2 separate regions of the Homo sapiens genome follow, and region 2 is linked to region 1. Evidence: chromatin contacts called from ENCODE Hi-C or POLR2A ChIA-PET data. All regions are on one chromosome and are shown on one strand. Each heading gives the region's core, a stretch centred on a gene start or an enhancer-like site at or near the end of the contact. The rest is flanking DNA. Distances are from core to core; before and after follow the strand shown. Region 1 overlaps PLCL2 (phospholipase C like 2). Region 2 has its middle 97 kb from the start of PLCL2-AS1.

Region 1 (3,490 bases), core at 201-2,700:
GAACACTGTTGATAGTTGATGATATTGAGGAATTATTATTATTTTACAGATATAATAATATTGTGGATGGTAAAAATATGTTTATGGATAATACGGTGTCTGGAATTTGCTTTAAAATAACACAGGATGGGGATAAGTGGATAGGAATGCAGAGGAAACAATATTAGCCATGAGCTGATAACTGCTGAAGGTGGGAGATGGGTATATAAGAGTTTATCATACTATTCTCTCTATTTGTGTCCATTTCCCATAATAAAAAGTTTAAATAGAGAGACAGAAAACCCACGAAAGGGAGGTAGGGAGTCAAACATACAATAGGAATGACAAACAGTATCAAATCAGCCCACACAGTATTTTCACTTATATTTGCTTAAACATCATCTGGAATAAAATATTGACATGAATACATATCATTGGAATAAAAAAAAATTAAAGATTCATTTAACTTGTTTTGAAATAAAACAAATTGAATACAATGAAATGAATTGATATTTATTTCTTTCGTGCAGTCATTATGAAGGCAGGTAAAGCAAACAACCAAATTCTACTTCAAGGGCACAACTCCTGAAGTAAATCTAGACTTTTGTTATGCTGTACGTTAATACCAAAAAAAAAATTGCTAATAATTATTGAAAGCTGTGCTTTACTTGCATGACTTCAATTAATTCTCTCAAAAACCCAATGAAACTAATCTCATCATTATATACATTTTAGAGATAAGGAAACTAAGGCCAATAGGTGACCCCCCAGTCTGACTCACACCAGCCAGCTTACTCCAAAGCCTAAGCCCCTAATGGAGTGCTCTGGGGAACTGGGCATCATAATGCCCTAACACCTTAGCACAGAGTTAACAAAGCAACAGCATTTGGGCAAGGAGTCCTGAATAGTGGTAGGTGCTCCAAGCATCTGACTAATAAAATGTGTGGCTGACCCAACACTGGTATCACTGGGCTGCCTTTCTGGTGGTTATGGTTTCTGTTATCTGTGCACACAAATCACAGGCTTGTCTGGTTAACATTCAGTCCTATAAAGTTGTGTTGTTCCTAGGTGATAAGCCTACCCAAGAACTAAATTCATAATCTAGCCCCTTTTGTAACAAAATGAACAAATAAGTGGCTATTTTTTTAGACTATCATGAAAAACACCGGAAAGTTTAAACTATAAACTGACAAATTTTGAGGTATAAGTTATTAGTAAAACCTCCAATCTCAAAATTTCCTTTCATGAAACAGGGCTTAAATTAAATATATAAGTAGAAAGGAGGATGATAAGACACTAAAAACTAAACGAACATGGTCAAACTCATTTTCAGATAACAGCTTGCAAAAATAATTTATCTGAGTTGCTAAAGAAAGGAAACAGGATTCAGAAGTTATAAGAATGATCTCTTAAACTCTGCAACTCAGCGGGGAAAAAACACCTTCCAAGTTACCACAGGGCCTTCCCCAAGTCTGCAACCACATGGCTGTGTTTTAGACTGGGTGGAGCACAGAGTAAACAAACAGTTTCTATTTTTAGCATGTTTTTCCTGGCCACTCTGAAATTTCCTAGTCACAAATTATTGCCTGTTATCTTTTAAAATAGATTTTTACTCAAAGAATTCATAGAAAACTTCTCAGAATCAGGAAAAGACATACAAGTTATTACATAAAACTAATTTATGAAGCTTTATTTTAGAAAATAATTTATTATGTAAAAAGTATTACATATATTCACAAAATAAACTGGAAAGAATGCTTAAAATATTTTTCATTGCAAATACACTCAGAAGAGTAAATCTTTTCAAACTCTGTAGAATATTCATTACTGATATTAATACAGTAAAATTTTAGTTTTAAAAACTGAAATTTGATTAAAATTTTGAAAATTATTATCTTTGCAAAAATTAACAATACAAGAAATCTATATCAAAAATATAAGTTCCACATTAACGAATTCAAAATTGTTTCTTTGAAATGTAAATTAATAATATGCTTAATGCCTTCTCTCAACTTTATTCAAAAATAATAGATTGAGAGTAAAAAGAACATATTCGCTTGTATATTCCACATCTTCCTTATACATTTTAGAAAAAAAATCAAGAGATGATCTGCACACCTCAGGGCCAACTTATTCACTGGGTACAACAGGCACAATGCTTACAGCCCCACAATATTTTTAGGGGCTCACACAAATGTTTTAATTTCTTTTAAAATCAGAAGGGAAAAAAGGACCTTTAGCTCAGATAAAACGTTTTAATATATAATATTAACAGATCTGACCAACACAGTCATAAAATATAATTTTCAATTTTTTTTTTTTATGGAGGAAGGAGCCTACAAAGGAAAAGGGCCTGAAAGTCATTAATGCAGTCCTGCTGCATATAAAGTCCTCCCTAGCCCAAAAGCCTCTCCAGGTGGATCTGGATTATTCTTGCCAAAGCAGAAGATGGTTAATGGTGCCCTGGCTGGGCCTGGAGAGTTATGGGCACTCATCAACACCTACTCCATTTTCAGGGCCCCTGCCTCCCTCTCAATTACCTCCCTCCAGGCTCACCAAAGATTGGGGTACACAACTAATAGGCTCCCTGTATGCTGTCGCTATTCTGAGGAGGTCTAAACAGTGAGCTAGAGCTGCTGCAACAGCAGAAGCTTGCTCTGAATCAGTTGTTTGGCTGTTTGTTTAATTTCAGATCCCTTTGAAAATTTGATGAAAACCTCTCAGAAACATATGCACATGCCTACAAAATTTTGCAATTAATTTTTTGGTATACAATTTCATCATTGGAAATTTATTTCCTTTACATAGAAAATTTTAAATTTGTGTAAATAATTATACTTCTCACTCTCATTTAAATGCAAAAATCAACTGGCTGCTTTCCAAAAAATTAAAATGAATGTAAATTGCACAGATAAAAAAGAAAGTACATTTTATACTAAAAGAAAATTTCCATTAGAAGGCTGCTATTTTGGTTTGATACAGAGGTTGAAACTGGAGCCTGGTGTTTGACAGCCAATCAGCTTTGACTTCCAGTTTTTCTTTTAAGGATAAAAGACAGAGAGGTAGTACTGAGTGGGGAATCACAGACCACTCTGCCAGGCTAGGATAGCATGTGTAAAGAAGTGTGAAAATCCCCCAAAACCTCTTCTGGTTACATCACTTGCATCACTCGCTGTGCCCACACACCCTGGGGCCTTCTGTGGCAAGGACAGCACCACTGATGCTGTCTGTGTCATGAAGGAGAGGATTCAGTCCACATTTTAATGGGACTGTCACAACAAAAATAATCCTCAAAAGCATTCTCTAGTTTCTCCTGGAGTATACAGGCTTCTGCTTGCAAAAAGACTGCCAGAGCTGTACCATTCCTGTATTAGTCTTTTCCCACGCTGCTATGAAGAAATACCTGAGACTAGATAATTCATAAAAGAAAGAGGTTTAATTGACTCACAGTTCTGCAGGGCTGGGAAGGCCTCAGGAAACTTACAATCATGGCAGAAGGGGAAGCAAACAC
Region 2 (3,324 bases), core at 49-2,548, 240 kb before region 1:
TCTTATCTTGAAAAGAGGGACTCTGAGCCTTAGCTATTTATTTACCCATATTTATGAGCCTACCATGTGCCAAACACTGTGCTGGGGGCTGGAGACATGCAGTGAACAAGATGGATAAGATGCCTGTCCTCAGGGAGCTTGCAGTCCAGTGGGAGAGAAAGGCAATGCCCAGTGAATGAATGAGATAATTTCAGATGGGAAGGATGTGGCAGAGACCCTTCAGGAAGCCCCAGTTCCCTTTCCCCCTGGGGAGGGACACAACTAGACCAGCCTCCCTTGAAGGGACTGAGCTTGGGCCACTGGAGTGTGAGGGGTGAATATGAATATGTAGAGGAGGAGGAGATGAGTAGATGACTCTGGGAGCCCAGAACGGTGGGGTGGGGGAGAGCGCAGAAACCACCTCCTCCCCAGATCTTGAGGACCAGCCAGTCCCAGGTTTTTCCTAAACCTCTTTGTCATTCTTTGCTTTCATTCCCATAAACGTTGCCCCTCCCACAAACATCACCCCTGGGGAAAGAGTCATAATCAACTCTGATCAAATCCCAGGCTGCTTACAGGTTGGGGAAAGATAGAAGCCAGTGTCAACCAACCCCAGTTCATTCAGAGATGTTAGTGTCCATCAGACACCAGTGCCGTGAGCCCTGCCTGCCTGACTCCTCCCTCAAGGTGCCAGGGGTCCATCTATCCCGCTGTCAGCCAATCAAGAGGGGACTATGAGCAAGACAAGCAAGCTCCAGGAGCCTCCATTTCCCCGTCGTTAATATTGGGGGGTGGGGCTGGGGCAAATGCCTAGCTTGGCCACCTCGCAGGGGTGTTGCAAGGGTATTAAGCCTGTCAAACTCCAGGCCCTGGGTCTGGCTGTCACCTGCATTAACTCCTCCCAGTCTCCCCATGGGGGCCGGTGATGGGGAAGGCAAAGCCTTGGGCTGATGTGGCCACATGTGTGCAGACAGCCCAGAAGCTCTGCCCCTCAGGACTTTCCCTCCCCCAGCACCTGAATGGCAGGATTTGGGTGGCTTCTAACTCCTGGAGGTGACAAGCTCTGCATGATCGCAGCAGCCGCTGTGCTTCCATCTACCGTGCAGCACCAGCACCAGGGACCAAACTCACCCTGTCACAAGATATGGAGGCATGTTCCTGGGCATGTGTGTGACTCACCCAGTGTCGCAGCGGTGGTGCGTGGCAAGGCTGCCGCTGGGTTTCTGAGAATCCTGCACCTCAGAGATTCAGAGAAACTCAGACTTTCAGAGAAAGTCTGTCCTGTCCGCTGTCAGCAGAGGCGTTAACCACAGAGCTTGCAGTGGGAGCCCCGAGAACTAGCTCAGCAAGGCCAGGCAGAGTTCATCCTTCCTGTCCCTGAGCTGCTCTGGGGCTGGAGGCCTCATGAAGCAGAGCCAGATGTTAGCTCTGTCCCTGGTGGCAGTGTGGACGTGGCAGACAGGTGAGAGATGGGCCTGCTGGAGTCGAACTGGGGATCCACTTTACCGGATTCCATGGGAACAAAGCAGATACAGGCCTCATGTTATGACCCCTCCTGCGTAGGCTGGGTTTGGTCCCAGCTCGTCCAGGAGACAGTGGGTAGGCCCCACTCTCTCTGACACTCCATCTGAAAAATAAGGAGGCTGGGGTAGAGCTGGCTTTTTTTTTTTTTTTTTTTTTTTTGAGACGATTCTCGCTCTGTTGCCCAGGCTGGAGTGCAGTGGCACGATCTCAACTCACTGCAACCTCCACCTCCTGGGTTTCAAGCAATTCTCCCACCTCAGCTTCCCGAGTAGCTGAGATTACAGGTGCCCACCACCACACCCGGCTAATTTTTCTGTATTTTCAGTAGAGATGGGGTTTCACCATCTTGGCCAGGCTGGTCTTGAACTCCTGACCTCATGATCCACCCACCTTGGCCTCCCAAAGCGCTGGGATTATAGGCATGAGCCACCACGCCCAGCCGAGCAGGCACTTTTTTCAAACTTTTTTGACCAGACCCCACAGTAATAAATACATTTTATGATGAAATTTGACTGGCTTAAAAATATATTCCATGATATATTAAATAGGATTGTGTCTGCTGCTATATAACACACAGGTTCCAAAATGTCAGTTGCTTAAAACAAGAGAAGTCCATTTCTCACAGACATAAGTATCAAAGTGAGGCTTCCTGGTTTGTGTGTGACTCTCCTCCATGCAGTGATTCAGGGACCCAGCCACATTGAGGCTCCATCCTTTAGGACTTTCCCACCAATGTCAGAGACACTTTGACTAAGAAGTAAAGTGTCACTTTTAATCACATTCCACTGGGAAAGCAAGTCACCCAGCGGCCCACCTAGACACAAGGGCAGCCCCTTCCTAGGGACACACTGATACTATGGAGAGGAGTACAGCTTTGCTAGCCAGTCAGCTGCCTCTACCCCCATACCCTAACCCCTGAATACACACACCATACACACCCTGAAACAGAAGGCTCGTGAAACAAACATCCTCATACCGCATGCAATACCTTTCTCATTCTGATACCTCCTCCCCTATTTTATTTGATTCTATTTTACTTTCATAAGTGCTGGATGTGACCCACTAAATTAATCTCATGATCCACTAATGGGTCAATTCCTACAGCTTAAAGATTCAGATGATTCCTTAAAGAAGTGTCCATAATACTAACCAACTCTGAAGAGTGTATGGAGTTCAGTGGCCACATAGTTGATAAGCTTTTTTAGCTAAAAAGAGAACTGCTTGAAGCCATAGCTGTCACTCAGAGGAAGAAGCATGTAAGAAAAGTGGCTTTTAATGCAGAATAAATTGGAATATCCTCCTAATCTATGCAAAGACATAAGAACTGCTCAGGTGTCCAGGGGCAGAAGGCATTTGGGGTTGGGGGGTGGGGGGCAGCAGAAGGACAGTTTCTGAGGGACATGTTGGCTCCAGGCTCTTTTCTGGGAGGATTTGACAAGTGCTTTTCCCAGAATGCAGCCAATTTTGCACAAATTCCAGCCAGGTGGCAATGATCATTCACCAGAATGTAGGAGGAGGACCTAGAGTCTTGGCACCTGCTGTGAAAGATCCTCTATGTCCCCGGGTCTCCCTTCCTCTCCCACCTTGCCTCCCCCGGAAAGGTCCACTCGGCCGCATTCTTGTTGCTGATGTCCTCTGATCCCTGACAGGTCTGCAAAACACTTCTGGGCCTGGTACTCTTCTCTCAGAAACACCTGGGAAATAGCCCCATAACTTGTGACTCCGTTCATGATGTATGGCCCAAAGTGACATTGGGGACACTGACCCCTTTCTTTGAAGAGATGAATCAGACCTCAATAATAACCCAGACACTCCTGCATA

Evidence for each region. Hi-C counts contacts between places; a loop is a spot of excess contacts on that map. ChIA-PET counts read pairs that join two places held with the same protein, here RNA polymerase II (POLR2A). Pooled maps may share reads with other maps.
Region 2: a loop to region 1 is called in a map of natural killer cell, with 4 times the contacts of the local background. The contact joins two enhancer-like sites. A Hi-C loop is called at or near these places in 4 of 168 maps with a recorded cell type or tissue (Right ventricle myocardium inferior, gastrocnemius medialis, heart left ventricle and 1 more), 4 of 37 single-sample maps with no recorded cell type and 15 of 50 pooled maps. POLR2A ChIA-PET finds 5 or more read pairs at or near these places in 2 of 52 experiments (GM10248 and activated T-cell).

Annotation. Positions count from the first base shown.
Region 1 is chr3:16,904,876-16,908,365 of GRCh38, reverse strand. The region is part of intron 1 of PLCL2 (phospholipase C like 2); the gene reads right to left. Among named protein-coding and RNA genes, the nearest start is that of PLCL2, 22 kb to the right of the region's middle. Within about 2 kb of position 1,450, at least 8 of the 41 ENCODE cell types and tissues checked have a DNase peak (open chromatin) inside an H3K27ac peak, as active enhancers do; they include natural killer cell, where a contact is called at or near this core.
Region 2 is chr3:17,149,730-17,153,053 of GRCh38, reverse strand. No RefSeq gene overlaps it. Among named protein-coding and RNA genes, the nearest start is that of PLCL2-AS1, 97 kb to the right of the region's middle. RefSeq lists enhancers at 1,080-1,249, 1,450-1,509, 1,048-1,549, 1,550-1,629. Within about 2 kb of position 1,298, at least 4 of the 41 ENCODE cell types and tissues checked have a DNase peak (open chromatin) inside an H3K27ac peak, as active enhancers do; they include natural killer cell, where a contact is called at or near this core.